Regions from separate parts of the Homo sapiens genome. Here regions 2 and 3 are each linked to region 1. A link is a contact called in ENCODE Hi-C data. All regions are on one chromosome and are shown on one strand. The core of a region is the stretch at or near the end of the contact, and the rest is flanking DNA. Distances in the headings are between cores, read along the strand shown. Region 1 holds the start of ARHGAP42 (Rho GTPase activating protein 42). Region 2 has its middle 30 kb from the start of MMP7. Region 3 holds the start of TMEM123 (transmembrane protein 123).

Region 1 (2,709 bases), core at 137-2,636:
TCATGGCAATCGCCGCCTCCCGGATTCCAGTGACTCTCCTGCCTCAGCCTCCCAAGTAGCTGGGACTACAGGCGTGCGCCACCAGGCCCAGCTAATTTTTGTATTTTTTAGTAGAAACTGGGTTTCACCGTGTTGGCCAGTATGGTCTCCAACTCCTGACCTCAAGTGATTCTCCTGCATCAGCCTCCCAGAATGCTGGTATTACAGGCGTTAAGTCACTGCGCCTGGCCCATACTGTTTACATTATCTTATCTGTTTTAGGTTTACATGTTATTTTTAATGTTCCTGTACATTTAAAAAATTGAAACCAAGAATCTTGACTGGCTCTGAAACTTAATTGGGAAAAATGTAAAGCACTTTAGTGGAATTTTTCCCATGATCTGTAGAATAGTTTTTAAACAGATGGTTCATATGGACAAAGCAATGAAAATGCAGAAATTAAAAGCAGATCCTTAAGAACAATATCCGAGTTCTCAGAAATCCTATAGATGATGTCAGGACGAGATGTAAAGCAGTCGTTTCTTTTGCTGTCAAGGTTTTAAGAGAACAGAAATTTATTAGGTGAACCTCCACCGGAGGAAGGATAAAGCCTGTGGGTAGGAGTTAACTATTTATTTCAAACTCCAGTCCACTTCAACAATTTGAAAATTTTCCCGCTCCTAGGACAATTCCATCCAGGTGCCAATAGGAGATACTACTATTGTGATGCAAATAGGTATTCTACTAGAAGTAGGAGCACGTAAGCAGAGTGAGGATGACTTGAAAAATCGTCCCACCTTCCCAGCTATGGAGTGGGGGCAGGGGGAAGAAACACCTCCAGGCTGGATCATTGAAGCTGAGGGGTGGGAGAGCGACGGGACAATTTTTCAACGTGGAATTCAAATGCATTCGGTGGGGAAGTGTGAAGTAAAATCTAAACGAACGCTAGACAGTAGTATCTTCCATCTACGCTTCAAAATACTCAGACTTTAGGGAAACTTAACGTTGGTTTTTCTCCCAGAGAATTGTAGGGAGTGGGTGGAGGGGACACTGTTAGGGGAGGTATATTGGGAGTCAGATCCTTTTGTGGAGCGAGGGACCCCGAAGTGTCACCAAGGGCTAGCCGAAACCAGGGGCCCAAGAGGGGACAGGGCTAACACCCCAGCCAAGGCCGGAGCGCAAGCGCGGGGCTGCAGCGCGGGGAGCCCTGGAGCCCAGTGCGGGCGGACGGGTGGGGCAGGAGGGCAAAGGGGCGAAGGGGCGGGGTGGCGCTGGGTGGGAGCGCGGCGGCGGGGAGGAGGGTCTGGGAGCCCGGGTGCGATTTGCAAGCGCTCTGAGCCTGCGTCCGCCGAGGGGGAGGGTTTCCCCAGCCCGGCCGGAGTTGCGGCTGTGCGCTGCTTCTGGCTCACAACGCCGACGACTGTCAAGAGAGTTGGGGAGTGGAACTGCCGGAAGTGTCTGCGCGCCGTGAGAGAAACTTTCCTGCTCCGGCCGCGGCCCGGAGCCTCGCCGCCCCCGCGTTCCGAACGACGATGCGTCCAGATGACAACAACCTGAGGGGACTCGCGCCTCGGCCCGCCGCCCGCGCCTGCGCTCGCCTAGCCTCGGGGGAGGAAGACTGAGCCCGGCGCAGGCGGCGCGGCGCTCGGGGCCCGTTTCCTCCGCGCAATCAGTCCCCTCGCGTCCCGGCGCCTTCCCCGCGATCGCGCGACCCCAGCGCCCGCCGCGGCCGCCGGCTGCCCCCGCCCTGACCTCCGGCCCGGACGTGTCCGCGGCCGCCGCTGGCAGCGCCTGTGCCATGGGGCTGCCCACTCTGGAGTTCAGCGATTCCTACTTGGACAGCCCAGATTTCAGGGAGCGCTTGCAGTGTCACGAGATTGAGCTGGAGCGAACCAACAAGTTCATCAAGGAGCTCATTAAGGACGGCTCTCTGCTCATTGGGGCGTTGAGGAGTAAGTAGGGCTGGCGGGGGAGTGGACACCCGCATCTGGAGAGTCCCCGCGGGGTGCGGGTCCGAAGGGTGGGTTGGAGGAGTCGGAGCTTCTTTTGTTTGAATGGATTTGGGGACAAAAGCTGAAGAGCTCCCCTGCTGGTGGCCAACAAAGTTTGTTCTTGAGGTGTTCTTTACTTACTCACATGTCTACAGGGATGGGGAAAGTTCTCTACAGGGCACTGGAATATATCCTGAGGAAAGTCGTTCAAAGTCATCTCGTTGTGTAATGCTCCTAGGAAGATGTTGGGGACTTTAATTTTTTTTTTTTAATTTATTGTGTCTATTAATAGTTTGAACTAAAAAAGCCCTTAAGGGGGGAATCAAGAGTTTGTCTTAAAGATAAAATTAGGCTAGTTTAGTGATATTGAAAGAAAATTATTAATGTCTCTCATACGTCAGTGGCTCTTCATTGGACACAGTCATTGAGTTGGCTTTTTAAAAAGCATACATTTGCAGTTTTGCCATTTTGTAAGATAATGGAAGACAGCAAGGCACCAGTGCATTTTAACTCTGCAAGTTTTCTGTGCGTCTTAGTTTTGGTTTGCATTGTGTGGGTGTTGGGTGTGTCATTGGGATGAAAGTTAAGGGGTTAAAGGCCAATCAGAACTTTTGATGATCTGTAGAATATAAAGACTGTTATAGTCTATAATATAGGGCTTCTTCCACCTCCTTTCCCATACACCTCTTGATCAAATTTTCCTTCCTCCTTTTATCCTCTGGATCTTAGCTTTCAATTC
Region 2 (2,709 bases), core at 136-2,635, 1.9 Mb after region 1:
AATTGTCTTAGAGTTGTTCTCTTCCTGGTATGGATACCTTTACTAATAGAAATTTTCTTTGTAAATGTAAATTTTCCTTACAGAAGGGGAAGTTTATACATTATTTTAAACAGGTGAGGGGGAAGTGAAGAGCTTTTTCTGCATTGGCTGTTTCTTAATTTACTTTAGCTTGAAATAAGCAATATGCCAAGTGGCATATTTTGAGGGTAGCATGTTTTGAACCCCTTCAGTAGAAAACATAATCCAGAGGTTATGATTTTATAGCTCTTTACGACATTAGCCGGTTTTGCTCTGTTGGGAGGAAAACTTTCCCCTAACCCTCTTAGGTTTGAATGGTCTAGGCCTTTGGATTAACTAAGAATAGATTAACAGAACAAAAGTTTTTGTGCCTACAGAAGTACTCAGTAATGAGTAACTTGTTTAGTAGCCAGAGATAAAGGTTTGTATTCCAATTTAGCAAAAATGGAGGGGAGGTTTAGGGCATCAATAGGAAAGTATGAAAGGCTCTATTTGGCTTTTTGATGCTAATAGGCAGCTAAATTCATACTTCCTGGTGCTGAGTGTCAGTATTTTCTGAAACAGGAAACTCCCTGGGTGAAGGGGTGTGGGTAGTGTCAAAGGCAGGTGTATTTTTGGGAGTACCTGCATAAGTGTAGATAATGTTTTATTTTTATTTTTTGGTGATTGTAGATTAAGATGTTCTCAGTTTAAAATAATTTTTATACCACTTTGGTGAGCTGTTAATCTACCCAGTATCTAATTTAGCAATCTTATTTTAGCATCTTTTCTTTTACTAATTCGATACACCAGTCTTGCATATACTTCTTTAAACAGCCTTTACCATCCTAATGGTTCCCTCATTAAGTTTAAATATTTGAAATGTGCTCACTATGTATTCTCATAAATATATTTTTGAACATTAAAAAGTTTATACTTTGGCAATTTTCTATACTTTTTCATTCCTAGTACACAGTAGTTCTCTTACATATGCATGTATTAGCCTTTTGTTAGTTTATAATATCATCATTATGGGAAAAGTATTCTGAGTTCTGAAGAGCCAATGAAGAAAGTTTTGAAACACACCCGATTTTAACTTGGGGACTGTCTGTACTATATTTTTTAATAGTCTGTGGTTTCGTGTTCTCTGGTACTTAAATTCCTAAGCTTTACTGCCTTGAAGTTCTTGGCACACCATAGGCAGATTAGCCACGTGGTCATGTTTTGGAGTTTGGGTTGTGTTAGAAGTTTGGGTTCTGTTAGAAGAATAATTAAATCTTAGGCAGAAATTGGCTGACTTCCTAATAGGCAAGGTTAAGTCTCATGATGCTAGGCTACTAGGCAGGGTTTCTTGGCATGACAGCTATTACATTGAAGTACTTGACAGTTTTCGTTGTAAAGAACATTCTTATTTATAAAGTAGCTCCCTCATATTTGTGGTTTCACTTTCTGCAGTTTCAGTTACGGTCAACCGCAGTAGGTTATTTTTATGAACATAAGATATTTTGAAAGAGAGAGACAGAGAGAAAGAGACCACATTCAAATAACTTTTATTACAGTAAATTGCTATAATTGTTCTATTTTAATATTAATTATTGTTAATCACTTACTGTGTCTAATTTATAAATTAAACTTTATCCTAGGTATGTATATATTGGAAAAAAATAGTATATATAGGATTTGGTACTATCCCCCCACTGCAAGCACCTACTGGGAGTCTTGAAATGCAACCCTTGTGAATAAAGGGGGACTGCTGCACCTCACTAAATTCTCACCTGGTAAATTTAACCTAGTGTTCTTTTATTCCCTCCTCAGTGGAATTTTGACACTTGGTTGTGATATTTTATGAAAAAGCCCTATTCAAATAATTTTTGGTGCAGTTATGAAATGGATCGCCAATTTTATTTTTTCCTCCTTCCTTCTTTTCCTTCTCTGTGGTATTTTAAAATATTTCACAAAACTAGTGTATAGAATATTAACACACTTTACAGATGATAACTTTTAGTCACAGCATCCTCAGTTTGGAAACCTGCTGAATAATATTGTTCATATGATGACAAGTTTGAAATGAAGGCACATTATTTTGAATGGCTGTGTCCTATGGCCCAGGGTTACCGAAAATGTGGTCCATGGGCCAAGGCCTGCCTGCAAACTGTTTACTACCTGTCTGTAATGAGATTTCTACAGAACTTGAAAGCATTTGTAAACTTTTGTAAGCAATTTCTCAGAGTAATTTTATGTCTGTTGAATAAACTTACAATGTTTTCCTAAGAGAAGGATGTGGTTTGTCACTTGCTGTTTCTTCTCCTCCTTCTTACTTTCTTCCACTCCTCTTTCTCTTTCTCCTGTTACTGTTACTGCCCCTGCTGCTCATCTTCTCTTTCCTGACTTTATTCTTTGTCTTCTTATTCTTCTTTTTGCCTTCCTTTCCCCCTCTTCCTGCTCCTTGTGATTCTTCTCCCTTGTCCTCCTCCTCCTCCTCTAGATATGAAAGTCCACTATATTCACACAAGGTATGTAAGTAATTGTTCCTTTCAGTTACCTTGAGGAGAACTAATTAATTTAAAATATTATTTTAAACACCACCTTTATCTTATAGCTCCAGTGAAAAACTGCATTTTGTAACCTACATTTTTTTTATGGAATAAATTCCAGTTTTTCAGCTTGATTTTCAGGATCTTTCCAATGTAAGCCCAATATAAGAGTCCTAAC
Region 3 (2,709 bases), core at 154-2,653, 1.8 Mb after region 1:
TCTCAAAATTAGGTCTGCGAAGCCAGTTTGTCACACGCACAATTAAGCAAACAAAAAAACTTCAGCAAAACAAAGAAAAATTGTTAATTCACCCAGGTTATTCCAGAAAAAGCAAGTGTTGTGCCTGAACCTTCCAGATTTACAAACTGCCTTTTTCTTTTGCTGGATAAAACGAACCTAAGGCTAACATATACAGTGGATGGATAGAACTTAAAACCATGAAAACCTTGGGTTACTTAACTTATCCTAGTTTACTGACCATTACCTAGGGACCTGACTTCTCTAACAGTTGACAAAGGAAAACAGTATTTACACAACAAATCCCAACTTCCTGGTTTCATCCAAAAAGGGCTGTTTGAAGTCTCCAAAGGGCCAAGGGCCTAAAACGAAACAAATTCCGCCCTACACAGAAAAGCAAAGTCAACATCATCCTGTTACGACCTTACTAGCGACGACAAGGGCCACCGGCGACCGTGCAGCTGTGCCCTTAACGCTGCGCAGCTGCCGCGCGCCTCGGCCGGGTGTTTATGGCACACGAGGGGTGGAGAGCGCCCCGCCATGGGGGCGGCCGCCTCAACTACCGCGAGGGCGGGGCGCGCTCCCCAAAAGCTCCCAACTAGCTCCAAGAGCCCCGAAGTCTAACTTCGAGCGTCAGGGGGACCTAAAGATTGTAATTCATCTGGATAATACTGCATAATATTAGACGCTGAAATGCCTGGGGGACGCTTGAAAAGCTCCCCGACTAACTGGGAGACGTTTCCGCGGGCCTAGGTAGACATATTTTTCAACTCAGCTAATCTTGTTTACAAACGGAAGCCTTAGAAACTCTAACCTCGGCAAACATTAACTTCAGGGAAAGGCTGTAAAAACCAACTTGCGGTAACTCAACAGGTTATGCGCACCCGTCCCGGCCTGCGACCGCCGCATCCAAAAAGCGAGAGGGGAAGCACCAGGCAATTTCCTCAGCAGGCGGCCCCGGGGCCAGCGGGTGACTGGTCCAAACCTCAGTTTCCCCCACCCCGCCCGGTCACCTCTGGGTCCGCCCCGAGCGTTCGGCCAGACACACGCGGAACTTTCTGTACCAGAGCCCAACTTGGGAACCCAAGCCTCGGCAGCGCGCTGCCTCCCACGAACGGGGCTGACGACCCCCGCAGCCACTTACCCGCCATGGCTGCGCTTTCATGGGCGGCCCCCAGCAGCGCTAGCACCTGCAGCGTCCCCAGGAGCAGCGCGGCCCAAGCACCTCGCGCGCCGAGTCCCATTGTTCCGAGGGCAGGATGCGGCAGCCTCGTGGGCTCCCAGCCGAGGTGGCGGCGGCGAGAGCGGCTCCTCTGCGCAGCCGGCGCCGGCTCCGCTTCCCCTTCGGCCGCGCACGTTTCCCCTCCCGCCGCTTGCCCCCCGAATGACCAAATAGGGCGCAGGAGCGGGGCCTGGAGGGGGCGTCGCGTGCGCAGCCGGGGCGGCGGGGCCGGGCTGGGTGGCGCGGGGGCGGGCTCGGGGTTCTGGGCGTGGCGACTCGGCTCGCGGCCTCCCTCGCAGGCGCGCGCTTGGGAACCCCAGAAACCGCGAGCCGTTTCCTTTCTCTTCGGAAATGGCAGTTTTGTTGTCCTGGATGAAGGCGAGCGCCGCTGCCTCCCTGAATGCTGAGCACGCTGGCTTCGCGGTGCCCGGAAGGAAGCCTTTGAAGAGTAGTTTTGCGGGCAGGGAGGGGACAGGGGTGCGTGCGACTCAGAGTGAGAGGGAGGAGTTGCAGGGCAAAGGCGGGAGGAGGGGGAGATTCTGGAGAGGAACTTGAGGGGATGGGATTCACTCTAAGGAGTCCTGGGCGGTCGGAGCTTTCCCCTCGCGTGACCCAGCCTAAGGGGGAAGTGGAGAAAAACAGCTCGACAGATTTGTTGCTTAAATTCAAACGTAAAACACCTACGATCTTCTTATCCCAGTTGTACTTCATCTTCTCCACGGGTTCCCTGTATCTCTGATTAAGACACGAGATTAGTGGAGTGGGCGGGTGGGGGCGCGCGCAGGAGTTGGTAGCAACTCTCAGTGAAATACAGTAGAGCCATGGAAAGCGGGGGCTGCATTAATCCAACCAGCCTTTTCTCTCCTTGTGCCCTGCTGTCCCAGTTCAGATGAAATGGCCAGTTTTGAACAGTTTTTGGCTGAGTTCCTTTTAAACCCTTGGAGCCAATGCTAATCACTTGTCTTGACTTGAAGTGCTTGTAAAGTCTGCATTTTCATCGTGCTCAGAACTCTGAAGTGACATAGCTACCTGTGGCTAATGCATGAGAATAACAAAGGCTGAGTCCTGGCTTGGGTGGGAACCCTCAGCTGAAGTAGAAGACTGAAGGATCCAAGGAACCTAAAATCACAGTGAATCCCCACCTGCAAAGGTCTTAATGTTGCAGATCTTTGGCACCTGAGCCAGATTTCATCACATAAAGGCCACATTGCAGTTAACTTTTGAAAACTGTGTTATGAGAGGTAGAACTTTCTCATGTCAGGCAAATCCATCATTACAGAGGTCTGACTGGTCCTAGAGATTAACTGAGACAATCTGTCCTAAATTTACAGAGACTTCCATCTGTGGATTCAGTCAGCCAACCTGCAAATGTTTCCCCTGCAGCTTATCATGGACAAAAAGCAAGCATTGCACATTTCGATTTTGGTTATTCTATTTAACTGGGGAATCTGGTTTAGGAATAAACCGTT

Evidence for each region. Hi-C counts contacts between places; a loop is a spot of excess contacts on that map. Pooled maps may share reads with other maps.
Region 2: a loop to region 1 is called in a map with no recorded cell type, with 4 times the contacts of the local background. The contact joins the enhancer-like site here to the promoter of ARHGAP42 in region 1. A Hi-C loop is called at or near these places in 2 of 37 single-sample maps with no recorded cell type and 4 of 50 pooled maps.
Region 3: a map with no recorded cell type shows a loop between it and region 1 (6-fold over the local background). The contact joins the promoter of TMEM123 here to the promoter of ARHGAP42 in region 1. A Hi-C loop is called at or near these places in 2 of 37 single-sample maps with no recorded cell type and 6 of 50 pooled maps.

Annotation. Positions count from the first base shown.
Region 1 is chr11:100,685,902-100,688,610 of GRCh38, forward strand. ARHGAP42 (Rho GTPase activating protein 42) reads left to right here and starts at 1,387. Exons shown (of 24, transcript NM_152432.4): 1 at 1,387-1,931. The coding sequence starts at 1,778. It overlaps ARHGAP42-AS1 (ARHGAP42 antisense RNA 1), which reads right to left and starts at 2,054. Exons shown (of 2, transcript NR_133571.1): 1 at 1,732-2,054. RefSeq lists silencers at 757-1,051, 1,102-1,291, 1,592-1,761 and enhancers at 988-1,698, 1,412-1,461, 1,782-2,151.
Region 2 is chr11:102,559,471-102,562,179 of GRCh38, forward strand. No RefSeq gene overlaps it. Among named protein-coding and RNA genes, the nearest start is that of MMP7, 30 kb to the left of the region's middle. Within about 2 kb of position 1,386, at least 13 of the 41 ENCODE cell types and tissues checked have a DNase peak (open chromatin) inside an H3K27ac peak, as active enhancers do.
Region 3 is chr11:102,451,362-102,454,070 of GRCh38, forward strand. TMEM123 (transmembrane protein 123) reads right to left here and starts at 1,404. Exons shown (of 5, transcript NM_052932.3): 1 at 1,163-1,404. The coding sequence starts at 1,262. It overlaps TMEM123-DT (TMEM123 divergent transcript), which reads left to right and starts at 1,558. Exons shown (of 2, transcript NR_135053.1): 1 at 1,558-1,688. RefSeq lists enhancers at 408-457, 638-927, 1,658-1,767 and a silencer at 1,248-1,537.